Regions from separate parts of the Homo sapiens genome. Here all the other regions are linked to region 1. The links are chromatin contacts, found by Hi-C or POLR2A ChIA-PET in ENCODE. All regions are on one chromosome and are shown on one strand. The core of a region is the stretch at or near the end of the contact, and the rest is flanking DNA. Distances in the headings are between cores, read along the strand shown.

The links. A loop is a pair of places that touch in the nucleus more often than their neighbours do. ChIA-PET counts read pairs that join two places held with the same protein, here RNA polymerase II (POLR2A).
Region 2: a loop to region 1 is called in a map of sciatic nerve, with 28 times the contacts of the local background. The contact joins the promoter of L3MBTL2-AS1 here to the promoter of TSPO in region 1. A Hi-C loop is called at or near these places in 1 of 168 maps with a recorded cell type or tissue (sciatic nerve). POLR2A ChIA-PET finds 5 or more read pairs at or near these places in 1 of 52 experiments (activated CD8-positive, alpha-beta memory T cell).
Region 3: a map of breast epithelium shows a loop between it and region 1 (11-fold over the local background). The contact joins the enhancer-like site here to the promoter of TSPO in region 1. A Hi-C loop is called at or near these places in 1 of 168 maps with a recorded cell type or tissue (breast epithelium). POLR2A ChIA-PET finds 5 or more read pairs at or near these places in 2 of 52 experiments (BJ and WTC11).

The regions. Positions count from the first base shown.
Region 1 is chr22:43,149,690-43,154,359 of GRCh38, forward strand. It overlaps TSPO (translocator protein), which reads left to right and starts at 1,870. Exons shown (of 4, transcript NM_000714.6): 1 at 1,870-1,915. RefSeq lists a silencer at 1,622-1,841 and an enhancer at 2,463-2,562.
Region 2 is chr22:41,216,377-41,221,046 of GRCh38, forward strand. It overlaps L3MBTL2-AS1 (L3MBTL2 antisense RNA 1), which reads right to left and starts at 1,251. Exons shown (of 3, transcript NR_148200.1): 1 at 656-1,251. It overlaps L3MBTL2 (L3MBTL histone methyl-lysine binding protein 2), which reads left to right. Exons shown (of 17, transcript NM_031488.5): 5 at 747-826; 6 at 3,043-3,160; 7 at 4,358-4,492. RefSeq lists enhancers at 1,425-2,122, 2,123-2,819.
Region 3 is chr22:44,360,838-44,365,507 of GRCh38, forward strand. No RefSeq gene overlaps it. Among named protein-coding and RNA genes, the nearest start is that of SHISAL1, 50 kb to the left of the region's middle. Within about 2 kb of position 2,839, at least 20 of the 41 ENCODE cell types and tissues checked have a DNase peak (open chromatin) inside an H3K27ac peak, as active enhancers do; they include breast epithelium, where a contact is called at or near this core.

The sequences.
Region 1 (4,670 bases), core at 620-3,119:
TACAGGCGCCTGCCACCATGCCCAGCTAATTTTTGTATTTTTAGTAGAGACTGGGTTTCACCATGTTGGTTAGGCTGGTGGCGAACTGCTGACCTCAGGTGATCCACCGGCCTCGGCCTCACAAAGTGCTGGGATTACAGGTGTGAGCCACCACGCCCGGCTAAGAAGGGATTTTTTTTTTTTTTTTTTGAGACGGAGTCTCGCTCTGTCACCAAGCTGGAGTGCAGTGGCACCGTCTCAGCTCACTGCAACCTCTGCCTCCTGGGTTCAAGAGATTCTCCTGCCTTAGCCTTCCAAGTAGCTGGGATTACAGGCACACACCACCATGCCCAGCTAATTTTTGTATTTTTAGTAGAGATGGGGTTTCACCATGTTGGCCAGGCTGGTCTCGAACTCCTGACCTAGTGATCCACCCACCTCGGCCTCCCAAAGTGCTGGGATTACAGGCATGAGCCACCGTGCCTGGCCAGAAGGAATTTTAAAAAAGAAAAAAAAAAAAAAAAACAAAGCTGCCAGGTGCGGTGGCTCACGCCTGTAATCCTAGCACTTTAGGAGGCCGAGGCAGTGGATCACTTCAGGTCAGGAGTTCGAGACTAGCCTGGCCAACATGGTGAAACCCCATCTCTACTAAAAATACAAAAATTAGCCGGGCATGGTGGCAGGCGCCTGTAATCCCAGCTACCGGGAGGCTGAGGGAGGAGAGAATCACTTGAACCCAGGAGGCAGAGGTTGCAGTGAGCCGAGATTGTGCCATTGTACTCTAGCCTAGGAGACAAGAGCGAAACTCCGTCTCAAAAAAAAAAAAAAAGAAACCCAGAAGAAAAAGATGAATGAAGAATGGAACCAAGCCTGGGTTATCCTTGTCTTCAGGCCAACACAGTAAAAAATAGATTTATGTATGTTTGTTTTTTAATAGAGGAAGAGGCTCACAAAGGCAAAAATGCCAGGTCCTAGGAAAGCCATACTGCAGCCTGGCTGGTCCCCAAGGAGGCTCCTGGCTTCTGTGTCTGGGTAGAAGTAGCCACAGTTCTCCTTGGACCCTGCAGGATCAGTTTGGGCCAACGTGGCTGGTTCAGGCTGATGGGGCGTTGCCAGGCTGAGTTGTCTGGAGGGAGCTGGGACAGCCTTGAACTGCAGCAAGACAGCCATAGTGCCAAGGGCCTGGGGCTGGACACACCCTGCATGGGAGTGGACCTGGGCAGCTGGAGGCCACCTCTGGGCTGTGATGATGGCAGCCTCCCCTCACTGAGCGCCGAGCATCTGAGGGGTGTCCTGCCTGCATCACCGCGTTGCGGCCTCATCAGTCCCACGACTTTGTGCCCATTTTACAGATGAGGAGATGGAGGCCCAGAGAGCCAGTCAGAAAGTGGCTGGGCCAGGACTAAGAGTGCAGCGCGCTGCCTCCGTGCCCTGCGTCAACAGCTCAAGGAACTGGGGTGCTCCGGAAATGGGGCCAAGGCTGCTGGGCAGCAGGACGCTCAGGGCCTTGGCCTCAGGAGAGGTAATTCCCCACTCGGAGATCGGTCTTGTTGCTGCATTTTATAGATGGGAAAAGTGAGGCTAGAAGAGACGACAAACGACACGCCGTTGGACACACGGCAACGTTTTAGATGTTGGGTCTGGCCGGGCGGCCGTCACCGGTCACCATGGGGAGGAGGAGGAGCCGAGAGACTTGCTCGCGGCCGGGGGGAGGCAGAAGCGCGTCCCGCGGGAGAGGTGGCTTTGAGGAGTGAGCTCCCGGTCCCGCGGGGACGCGAGTGGGCCCAGTGCCCGGGCTGCCAGGCGGGGCGGGGCGGGGCCGGGCGACTGAGAGGGGCGGGGCCTGGCGGCTGGGAGGGGCGGGGCGGATGCGGGGACAGCGGCCTGGCTAACTCCTGCCAGGCAGTGCCCTTCCCGGAGCGTGCCCTCGCCGCTGGTGAGTGAGGACGGGACGCGGAGGGGGCAGCGGGAAGTGGGGGCCCGCATGGCTGCGACTCTTGGCAGCGCCGCGGGACAGAGGGAAACTGAGGCCGGAGCCGCAGACTGGACACCCGAGGGGGCGACCCGGGGCAGCACTTGGGGCTCGGCTACCGGGTCAGGGGGCGGCGGGCAGCAGAGTCTGGGCCTCCGCGGCCGGGGTTCCAGCGCGGGCCGCCTCCGGCTGGGGGTTCGGGAGGGAAAACTTGGACAACCCTGCCACGCCCAGCCCTTGGCCGCGTGGCTTCTCCTGCAGGAAGCGCGGTCCCAGGAGTGGCCGACGCTCCCTCTCCTGCCCATTCCGCGGATGGGCAATCCCAGGCGGAACTCCCTTGAGGGTCTCAGAATATCTGGGAGACCTCGGGCTCTTGATCTCCGAGACACCCCGTTTCGTAGTGGAGAACAGTCCAGATCGGGGAAGTTTATTTTGCCCAAAGCCGGTTAGAGGCCCCCTGGCCCTCGATTCCCAGTGCGGGGCTCAGGTGCGTTGCAGCCTAGACGGGTCTTACTGTGAGCCGAGCAGCCTCTGGGACCTGTCTGCTTCCCCTACCCCTTGCAAAGAAGCCGGAGCCCAGGTAGGAGAAGCGGGGGCTTCCTGCTGTGAACGCGCTGCTGGCCAGGGCAGCTGCCAGAGGCCATGGCCTGGCGTGGGCCTGGAGCCCCTCTGGCCAGCCTGCCAGGGGCCAGGGCTACGGGATACCAGCAGCGTGCCCTGGGCTGGATGGCAGGAGAGACAGGACTTGAGGCTGTCCCAGAATGGGCTCAGGCAGGGCGAGGATATCAGGGGAGGTGGTGTACAGGAAGCAGCCGCCCAGCTTGCCTGGCACACAGCAAGCCCTGCCCATGAAGGCCTACTGCCAGAACAGTGGGCGAGGCCCGGCGTCTCTGTGGAGTCGGTGGGGCCCGGGACAGGGCAGCCTGAGGCAGGTTTCCACTGGCGGTGAAAGGGGCCGTGTGGCAAGGACAGGAGAGCCAGCCTCAGCCCAGCAGGGGAAGGCGGCCCCTGAGTCTCCACCTGGCTGCTGGCAGCCCCACAGGGAGGTTCGGCGAAACTGAGGCTTGCCAAAGAAGCCTTTGTCCAGAGTCACGCAGCTGGCGCGGTGGAGCCAGGGCCAGAACCCGTGCAGGCTGATCCCAGCCTGCCTTCTCCACTGTGCCCCGAGGACCACTTTCTTTCCTGGGAGTGTGTGTGTGCACATGTGCTGTGTCCTGTCGTCTGTACACACTTGTGCCTGGCGTGAGGCAGGATGTCTGGCTGGATCTACCAGAAAGTATTCACAGCGGGTTCTCCAGCTGGGGTGAGGGGCTTGGGCTCGCAGGGAGGGAGCCTACTTTTCACTTTAGCTTGCTTTCTTCCTTTCTTCCGTCCTTCCTTCCTCCCTCCCTCCCCTCCCCTTCCCACCCCTTCTTTCTCTTTCTTCTTTCTCTTTCTTTCTTTCTTTCCTTCCTTCCTTCTTTCCTTTCTCTTTCTCTTTTTTTCTTTCTTCCCCTTCCTTCCTTCCTTTCTTGTTTTTGTTTGTTTGTTTGAGACAGGGTCTCACTCTGGTATGCAGGCTGGAGTGCAGTGATGCAATCATAGCTCACTGCAGTCTCCTGCAGAACTCCTGGGCTCAAGCGATCCTCCCACCTCAGCCTCCCAAAGTGCTGGGATTACAGGCATGAGCCACTGTTCCTGGCTTATTTGTGTTTTCTTTTTTTTTTTTTTTTTTTTTTTTTTGAGACGGAGTCTCGCTCTGTCGCCCAGGCCGGACTGCGGACTGCAGTGGCGCAATCTCGGCTCACTGCAAGCTCCGCTTCCCGGGTTCACGCCATTCTCCTGCCTCAGCCTCCCGAGTAGCTGGGACTACAGGCGCCTGCCACCGCGCCCGGCTAATTTTTTGTATTTTTAGTAGAGACGGGGTTTCACCTTGTTAGCCAGGATGGTCTCGATCTCCTGACCTCATGATCCACCCGCCTCGGCCTCCCAAAGTGCTGGGATTACAGGCGTGAGCCACCGCGCCCGGCTTATTTGTGTTTTCTTTACTTTTGATGGTGCAAACAATGCTTGGATGTGCTCTCTGTTTAAAACGGTAGTCTTTTTTATTTTTTTTTTTAACCACTAGACCACTAGGGAAGTCATTCTTAATTTCTTATTTTTATTTATATATATATTTTTTGAGACGGTGTCTCGCTCCATTGCCCAGGCTGGAGTGCAGTGGCTCCAGCTGGGCTCACTGCAACCTCCGCCTCCAGAGTTGAAGTGATTCTCCTGCCTCAGCCTGGCTAATTTTTATATTTTTAGTAGAGATGGGTTTCACCATGTCGGCCAGGCTGTTTCTTTATTTTTTACTAAAAAAAAGTTTAACCCCCGAACCTCGAAGGAAAGGGAAGTAGTCTTTCTTAACAGAACCAATTCCCCCTGGATACCCCACCCTCACCCTACCCTCTCCCAGGCCACTCGATGGCCAGGTTCGCTGTGGATTTTTCCAGACCTGTGGGCTGTTTCACTGGTTACTTTTGTAATGAAAAATGCACACAAAGGTTACGATGAGGACGATTAGCCATGAATCATTTTTAAAAAGCCTGAAAACAAGTCCCTGGGACAGTGCTGGCTTCGTTGGAGAGACAAGGCTCAGGGGAGTGGGTGCAGCTGGGGGTCGGGGTGGGGATCAGAGAAGGGACACATTCCTTATTGTGTTTCTGGGTCGCCTTCTTTTTTTTTGTTTGCTTTATTT
Region 2 (4,670 bases), core at 1-2,500, 1.9 Mb before region 1:
CTAAGTCAGGGTCACTGCGGATTGCATCTTCCTCACCTGTTGGGTATTGTGGAAATTACCCAGAAAAATGCCTTCAAACACCCTTAAATTATCAGGACTCCTACCCATGATAATTCAAAAGCCAAGAATTGGCTGTTTTTGTTTCTCTTTGCTTTTATCCTTTTGGTTTCTGTTTCCCTGGGGCAACGAAGGCCCAGATATGGTTTGAAGGCAGGTTTGGAGAGGGGTGGTGGGATAAGGAAAGGAGCCTCTCTCTGAGTGTGTAGCAATTGCTAAGCAAGTTAAATGTATGCATAAAGCAACTCTGCTATCATTGTTCTGAGTTTCTAACTGAAATTGAGCTCAGCAGGCCGGAGCTCAGTTGGAGGGGCCCTGGTGTGTGCGCACCCCCTCCCCCACATTTAGATTGGGTGTGGCCAATCAGGTTCAGGGCGGAGGGAGGAATTTAAGCCCAGGGATATTTCAGTTTTCCCCTTTGGGGGAAGAAGGGCGAGAAATTTCCCTTTGAATGTTCCTCTACTCCTGAGAGTCTTGCCACCTTTCAATTCAGTCCTCAACAGTGGTCCCTCATGGCCACTGGTGGATCAGGTATGGGAGTGAAGGAGGGTGTCGTGGGCAGCGCTGTGAGAGGGGCTGCTGGGGGTGGGGGACCTACCTCTGCAGGTCCCACAGGGCCCTTGGGGTCCAGGCTCCTGGAGTGGCTGCTGCGCAGGCTCCTAGTCTGACTCGTCCTCTCTGCTCTGCAGCTCTGGTCTTGGGCTTCGACTGGGGGAAGTTCCTGAAGGATCACAGTTACAAGGCTGCTCCCGTCAGCTGTTTCAAGCACGTGAGTGCCCTGGAGCTGAGGGAGGGAGGCCGGGGAGCCGGGCCTGGAGCTGCTCCTCCACCTGCTTCACCAGGGCGGCTTCAGGCTGGACAGTGACAGTGGGGAGGTCTGGGCAGGAGACGGATGGCGTTACCACTCGCTCCATTTCATGTTTATGTCAAAAAAATCCTCCTACAAACACTTCTATCACCTGCTTGGCTTCACTCCCGGTCTGAAGCCCTTCAGTTTATTTACATGATGGAACTTGGTGCTAGCTGATGTCGAAGGGTCTTTGCAGTCTGAAACCCTTCTCTCCTTTCTCCCCCATTTGCAGCATTTTCCCATGGAAAGCAGGGTGCTTCTGTAGCTGGCCTGGGCCCCGTGGGCCCCGAGAGGCAGATGTGGATGCTCCTGGAGCCACTTCTGTAAAAGGCTCCTCGATGCGGATCATGTAAAAGCCAGAACGAAGGGCAAGGCCCTTAGGGGCGGGGCTTGAGCGCAAGAACCGAATATCCAGCAGCTGTGACGTGTGGAGCCTGCAGGCCGGGAGAGCAGAGCCCACAACAGCACTCTTGTTTTGTCTTCACACCACGTCCCTAAGCTCCGGGAAATCCAGGAGGAGGCCTCTTTAGTCTTGAGGAAGTAGGGAGTCTTTTACCCAGAGTAAGCCACTTCCTCTCCTCCTTTCAGAACTGCCACTGAACTCTGGGGAGTGCCCTGAACAATGACAGCTGCTTCTTGACTCAGCTAACTCACTCCTCTCGTCTCTGAATGGCTAATGAAGGTGCACCTCCTTCCTGCTGGAGGGGGAGCCTCTTTTTTGCCCTGAATTCTCTAATAGTTTCAGCATTTTCATTTCCAGGGAGTTGCATCATCCTTGTGTCTAACACATATAATCCAATTTGCTTTGTAAAAAGCCTGCCCCTGCGTGCCTGGGCTAGCGCAACTGTGTCCGGGTTCTGTGATGAACTAAACTCAAGTGACCAGGGAGATGGAATGGGATACCTCAACTGGCTGAAGCCAGGGCTGAGAATAAAAAAGGTGAATTTGGCCAGGCGCAGTGGCTTACCCCTATAATCCCAGCACTTTGGGAGGCCGAGGCGGGTGGATCACCTGAGGTGAGGAGTTCGAGACCAGCCTGGCCAACATGGTGAAACCCCATCTCTACTAAAAATACAAAAATTAGCTGGAAGTGGTGGCAGGCACCTGTAATCCCAGCTACTTGGGAGGCCGAGACAGGAGAATCCCTTGAACCTGAGAGGCGGAGGTTGTAATGAGCTGAGATTGCGCCACTGCACTCCAGCCTGGGTGACGGAGCAAGACTCTAAAAAAAGTGATTCTCCCAAAGGAGAATCAAAAGTACCATTGGCAGGAAAGTGAGGATTAGGTACTGGGAAGGCAACTGAAACAGTCCAGTGCTGTCCTGGGGCACTTTATTTTATTTTATTTATTTTTTCGATATGGGAGTTTCACTCTTGTTGCCCAGAGCTGGAGTGCAATGGCACTATCTCAGCTCACAGCAGCCTCCCCCTCCCAGGTTCAAGCGATTCTCCTGCCTCAGCCTCCGGAGTAGCTGGGATTACAGGCATGTGCCACCACCACGCCCGGCTAATTTTGTATTTTTAGTAGAGACATGGATTCTCCATGTTGGTCAGGCTGGTCTCGAACTCCCAGCCTCAGGTGATCCGCCCGTCTCGGCCTCCCAAAGTGCTGGGATTACAGGCGTGAGCCACCATGCCTGGCCCCCTGGAGCATTTCAGTAGGAGGGGAGGTAGAGAGTAAACTTGCAGGTGGATGGCTGTGTGTAAACAAGGGGGTCATAATGCCCACAGCCCAGGTTTGTATGATGATTGAAGGAAAGTATATTTGTGCTAATATCAGCGCCCTGCCATTGCTCGGGCTGGCACAGGGACGAAGGGATCGAGGCTCACCAAGGCATCATGTGCCCAAAATGATACAGTAAGAAACCAGTCCTATAAAGATTTTAGGACTCGGTTCTGTCTGACTCTGGGTCTCTAGCCATCACCCTGCATCCCACCACCTCCACCTCTACTCCCGGCTTAGCTCTTCAAGGACAGGAGACCTCATCTCTTTATCTCTAGTAGCTGGTTCTGCACACAGTGGGTGATGTGAAAAGTTGAGGTGCAAACGAGGACTTGACTGAGGCCGTGAGGCAGTCTGTCTCCCCTGCTAGCACAGTTAGCTCACTCTCTCGGTACACTCTCATCGCCACACAGGTCCCACTCTATGACCAGTGGGAGGATGTGATGAAAGGGATGAAGGTGGAGGTGCTCAACAGTGATGCTGTGCTCCCCAGCCGGGTGTACTGGATCGCCTCTGTCATCCAGACAGCAGGTGAGTGTTTGGCCAGGGCAGGGCCAGGGATGTGTCTGCAGAGTGACATCTCTAGATGGGTGAACAGTGTTGTAGGCAGGAGTTGGCTTCATAAAACAAAAATCCCACCCACTGGAATTTTTGCCCCACTTCTAAGGATTCTTTTACCGGAGAAGGGAACACAGAGCTTGGCAGGCTTGGAAACCCCAAATTTTTTTGTTTGTTTTTGTTATTTTGTTTTTTTTAGATGGTGTCTTGCTCTGTCACCCAGGCTGGAGTACGGTGGCACGATCTCGGCTCACTGCAACCTCCACCTCCTGGGTTCAAGCGATTCTCCTGCCTCAGCCTCCCGAATAGCTGGGACTACAGGCCACCTGGCCACCACACACGGCTAATGTTTGTATTTTTAGTAGAGACGGGGTTTCACTATCTTGGCCAGGCTGGTCTCAAACTCCTGACCTCAGGTGATCCTCTGCATCCCAAAGTGCTGGGATTATAGGCGTGAGCCACCGTGCCTGGCTGGAAACCCCAATTTTTAAAGTTTGTTCCAGGGCCAGGTTTCGTGGCTCACACCTCTAATCCCAGCACTTTGGAGGCAGAGGCAGGAGGATTGTTTGAGCTCAGGAGTTCGAGACCAGACGGGGCAATATAGTGAGATACTGTCTCTATAAAAAATGAAAAAATTTAAAAAGTAAAATTCATTCCAAGGATGATCAGGTTATAGAGAATTAACTCTCAGCACCATTCCATAATGCTTTCCGAACTAGGAGCATGAATTTGTTTGGCTAGGACTGTTGTGGACAACAGGAATCCACTTGCCTGGAAGTATAGGTGCCAGAAGTCCAGCTTAGGCTAGAGAAAAGAGAAGGCTTAAGAACATACCTTCCCCAAGCTAGGCCCGGTGGCTCACGCCTGTAATCCCAGCACTTTGGGAGGCCGAGGAGGGCAGATCACGAGGTCGGGAGATCGAGACCATCCTGGCTAACACGGTGAAACCCCGTCTCTATTTAAAATACAAAAAAAAATCAGCCGGGCGTGGTGGCAGGCGCCTGTAGTTCCAGCTACTCTGGAGGTGGAGCTTGCAGTGAGCTGAGATGGCGCCACTGCACTCCAGCCTGGGCGACAGAGCAAGACTTCGTCTCAGAAAAAAAAAAAAAAAACAGAACATACCTTCCCCAGCTCACCCTCCCTCACAGGTGCCCTTTCCTTTCCTTTCAGGGTATCGGGTGCTGCTTCGGTATGAAGGCTTTGAAAATGACGCCAGCCATGACTTCTGGTGCAACCTGGGAACAGTGGATGTCCACCCCATTGGCTGGTGTGCCATCAACAGCAAGATCCTAGTGCCCCCACGGAGTGAGTTGATGAGAACATTTCCTCTCTTGTTCCCGTAGGGCCCCTGGTAGAGGGAGAGTCCTCTGCTTGTGTTAGGTAGAATGGGAGTCCTCTGTCTTGTTAGAACAGAATCCACTTGCCCCCTGGCTTCCTGCCCTCCCCATCCCAGAGGCCTGGGGGCAGATCCACGTGTGGAATC
Region 3 (4,670 bases), core at 1,589-4,088, 1.2 Mb after region 1:
GGAAACGTGTGCTAGCTGCGGATTTCTGGGTGGTGTGGTATGGGCTGGAGCCGGCTGGCATGGATGGAGGCACGCAAGGACGTGTGGGGGCTAGATCTGTCCCCCCAGGAATCCCACCAGCTTCCGTCATGACTCAGTTCTGGGACAGCCGAGGGCTTAGGAATTGGCTTGGGCTTTGCAGAGCAGACGTGGAAAGGTCAGCTCCACACTGGCCCAGTGTGGAGGCTGGCAGGGCCCAAACCAGAAAGGAAAAGTGGCCTGGCTCTGGCCTCGGTGATCTTGGTGTTCGGGTGTGTGCCGGCGAGCCTGCCTTCTCATCGGGGGGTGTGTGTGCCCCCAGGGCAAGGACTGTGCCCAAATGTGTCATTGTCGAATTCATCCAACAACTTCCGAACAGCAGTTGTGTGCCAAGCCCAAGCGGGCACTGCGGGTGCCAAGGTAAATAGGTCTCAAGTTCTGTCTCCTCCCAGCTCCTTCCAGCACTGGGCTCCCGACTGGCACCGTCAGGCTCTGGAATGAACCAGGCCTGGGTTCAATTCTGCCTCAGCCCTGACTGTGAGAGCCTGGACAAGTCACTGTCTCCCCTAGACCTGGCTTCCCCTGAGAAGGGCAGGGGTAAGGGTGCTGTCGCAGCAGTTACTGGGGTAGTGATCCTGGAGTCTCGAATAACTCAGGCTCTTTAAATCCTAGAACTCTGATGAATCACCCATGCTATGGGCTCGGTTATGGCCCCCAAAATTCATGTGTTGAAATCCTAACTCCCATACCTCCACATGTGGCTGTACCTGGAGACAGGGCCTTTAAAGAGGTGACTAAGTTAGAATGCAGTCAATGGGGTGGGCCCTAATCCAGTAGGACTGGTTTCCTTATAAGAAGAGGAGACTGGGACACAGACACCCACAGAGGGACAATCAGGTGGCCAAAGACACTGGGAGAAGGTGGCATCTACGCACCAAGGAAGAGAGGCCTCAGGAGGAACCACCCAGCTGGGACCTTGGCCTCCTGAGTGGTGAGAAGATGGCTGTCTGTTGTTGAAGCTGCCCCGTCCATCGGTGCTGCCTTGGTATATGGCAACTCGAGCAAAACACAAGCCGCACTGCAGACCTTCTCAGGCTGGAGTCCCCCTGCAGGGTACCCGCCGTGGGCCCCTGGCTGGCAGTTTTACTGGGGTTCAGTTCTAGAGGAGGCAGGGCTCCCAGCCCCAAGCCTGTCCAAGACGATTCTCTACCCAGAGGATCCCAAATGTTTCTCTCAAAGGAATGCCTTCCACCGTCCCTGACAGAGCACAGCCAGGGGTTAGTTATAGCCAGGGGTTAGTTACAGCCAGGAGTTAGTTACAGCCAGGGGTTAGTTATAGCCAGGGGTTAGTTATAGCCAGGGGTTAGTTACAGCCAGGGGTTAGTTATAGCCAGGGGTTAGTTACAGCCAGGGGTTAGTTATAGCCAGGGGTTAGTTATAGCCAGGGGTTAGTTACAGCCAGGGGTTAGTTATAGCCAGGGGTTAGTTACAGCCAGGGGTTAGTTATAGCCAGGGGTTAGTTACAGCCAGGGGTTAGTTACAGCCAGGGGTTAGTTATAGCCAGGGCCCGGCTTCTGCCTCCAGGGACTGTTCTTAGGGACGCTCTAGTTCCAAAGATACTTTCGGCCGTAGCATCCTGGTTGAAAAACCACATAGAGGAACAAGCAGTTGAGTGAGCCCTGGTGGGTCCATTCAATGGAGTCCAAAGTAGCTTACACCAGTTGGTCTGAAAGTTACACCCAGGGAAATGCAGAAGGTGACCGATGCCTATTGAATGACCCTCCAAGCAGCGCCTGGCTCCAAGAAATGCTTTCTGTAAGTTATCTTGTTTATTTTTCTTCCTAAGGAAGCTAGATATTTTTGTCCCTATTTTACACACAAGACTAAAGAACATCTCAAAGGCAGGGATTTGGTCTCCCTCACTTCCCTTCCCAGCACCCAGGACCCAGCACAAGGCTCCATCCAGTTGACCATAGCAGCAAACATGGGCACCCACTGGCTGTGTGCTGGCCACACCCTGAGCCCTTGACATGGGCTGGCTTATACCATGCTCAATGCCCATGGCAAATACTGTGTCAGACCCATTTCACAGATAAAGAATCTGAAGCCCAGAGGGGCTGTGACTTGTCCAAGGTAAACGCCTAGAACGTGGGGGTGCCAGGAGTCACCCCTGGCACTGCTGGGCTCCTAGCCCAAGTGTGCAGACGCTGGCTATCCTGCCTCTCAGCCCACGGTAGTTGAAGGACTGAATGAGCGAGTGGCCCTGCTACGTCCTGGCTGCGGGGTCTGCAGTAAGTCCCCTAGACCTGCTAAGCCCCAGTGTCCTCATCTGTAAAATGGGCTTCCCCCGCTCCCCACCAGGAGCTGCCTTGTGTTGCTGAGAGAGATGTGGCCTGATTCCAGAGACTCGGCCTCGTTGGGTGGACTGCCGGCTTTGTGGGGGCAGGGAGGGCGGGGAGCATGGGGCCATCTGCAGCCCCTGGTGCCTGACTATGAGTGTCTGATGAAGGACCTCACCCTAGGACTTGGGGCCCTCAAGGCATGGTGACTCACCCCGGCTCCTTCCTTCCTCCATGGCCCTGTGTCACTGGCTTAGGAGCCCCCAGCTCAGCAGCCTGCGTGAGCGAGCCCCAAGTGCTCTCAGACCAGCCCAGGCTCACACCCAGGACATGAGGCCACGACGACCACCTGGCACATCCCTCTGCTCGCCACAGCCCCGGCCCTGATGGCTCCCAGCCCTCTGGAAGGGCCAGCCCGGCTGGATCAGGAACGCCAGTCCGGAGAGTAATGAGGGTTCCCTGTGGAATGAGAGAGACTCCACATGGTTGGCGGCGGCGCCTGGACGGTAGCCAGCACTTTTCCAGGGCATTCCGGGAATCCCGCTCTGGCCCCTTGTCTGACGCACTTTGAGTCAGCACTTGAGCCAGACGGCCGCTCTGGGCTGGCCAAGAGACAGGCCAAGCGTCCCCACAGGAGCGCTAGTTGTGTGAGGGAGCCCAGAGTCCCCTGACTTAAACGGGCCTGGCTCACTGCCCCCATTTCACAGATGAGAACACCAAGGTCCAGAGGCAGGGCAACCTGTCCACCCTGGATACTCCCTGTCAATCATCAGAGTGGCTCCCCTCAGCCCCTGCTCACCCCATCCTCCATCCTGCCGCATTTATAATTGCAGTGGTGGGATCATCCTGACCCCACCTCCCCCTGGGGGGGCTCGCCCTGACCTGAGGAAGGAGGGGCTGGGCCTCAGGCACAGGGAAGAGGCCCTGGGACTGCCACATCCCAGGTCACACACCCCCATCCCCGGGGGACAGAGGCTTCATCTGGTTATTTATGGAACTGCCACTCTGTGCCAGAGCCTGCCCAGGACACGGTTTCTGCCTTTGAAGACATGCATGGAAGGAGTGACCTCCAGGCCAGAGCGATAAATGCCGAAATGAGGGGAGCACAGTGGGAGGACGGAGCACAGGGATGGAGGCGCTGGGGACAGCCTCCTGAGTCAGCCAGAGAAGCCAGCCCAGGGCCCGTGGCTGCTGGGGTTCAAGCAGAAGTCCCTCTAGGCAGCGGCCCCTAAGGTTGTCAGTGGGGCCTTGGCTGGGGTGCGAATGGGGGTAGGACTGAGCCATCCCCCACAAGCCAAGCCAGGAGGTCACCCTGGAGGAAGGGGCCTGACTGTAATTGGTACAAGGGTGCAACATGAGCTGGTAGCTGCTTAAGGAGAAGGATGAGGGGTGCCAGCCAGCCAGCCAAGTGCTTAACAACTGTCCCCTGGGGACATCTTGGGGTTTATGCTAAGGTCTGGGAACAAACTCTGGGCTACTCTAGGAGCTGTGGGACAAAAGGACTTGTTCTTTCAGCCAAATTGGACCCAGAAGAAAGGGTGGATCCTGGAAGCTGGAGCAGGGGGCGGCATTGCCAATCAGGAACCCATGGGGAGGGTCTCCAGGACCACCCAAGAGGCCCAGCCTCAGCTCACAGCCGTGTCTGTCCAGGGAGACCCGGCGCCCCCGCTCCCCTGCCAAAAAAATCCTTCCTTGCTTCCCTGGGCAGGCCCAGCCCTGGAGGGGCAAGAGCAACACCCAGCAAGAGGGAGGGGACAGAGGAGAAACTGACCGCACCCCTCCCCGATCCCTGGACTATGCGGAGCTGAGCTGAGCTGAGCTGGCGGAGGAGGAAACTCTAAATTCTAAGAGTCTCAAATTTAATACAAGAGCCGCCTGGACTTTGCATTACCCAAAGCCCCTGGAAAAACGACGTGAAATAGCTGCAGTTCCTTGCAAGGGGGGAGAGTGAGTCTGCCAGACAGGAGTGAAGGGGGGAATTGAGAAAGAATGAATAAAGTGCTGTATGGATGTTAAACTTGTTGAATTGTCACAGGCGCCCTTTGAGTGGAGCCTGTTACCATGCTTGCTTTCCAGAGGGAGCCACTGAGGCACAGAGAGGCTAAAGGATGCCCCAGGGTCACACAGCCAGCACACAGCAGAGCTGGAATCGGATGGGGCAGGCTGGCCCCAGCGGGTACCCTTCCTGGCCTGTGGTGCTGCTTCCCAGCAGACACACTTGCGTGTCTGTTGATTCATCCCCTCCCCGTCTCCATGATGCTAATGCCAGCTGCATGGATGGAGGACCTGCTAGGAGCCCCGCGCCCCGCAGCA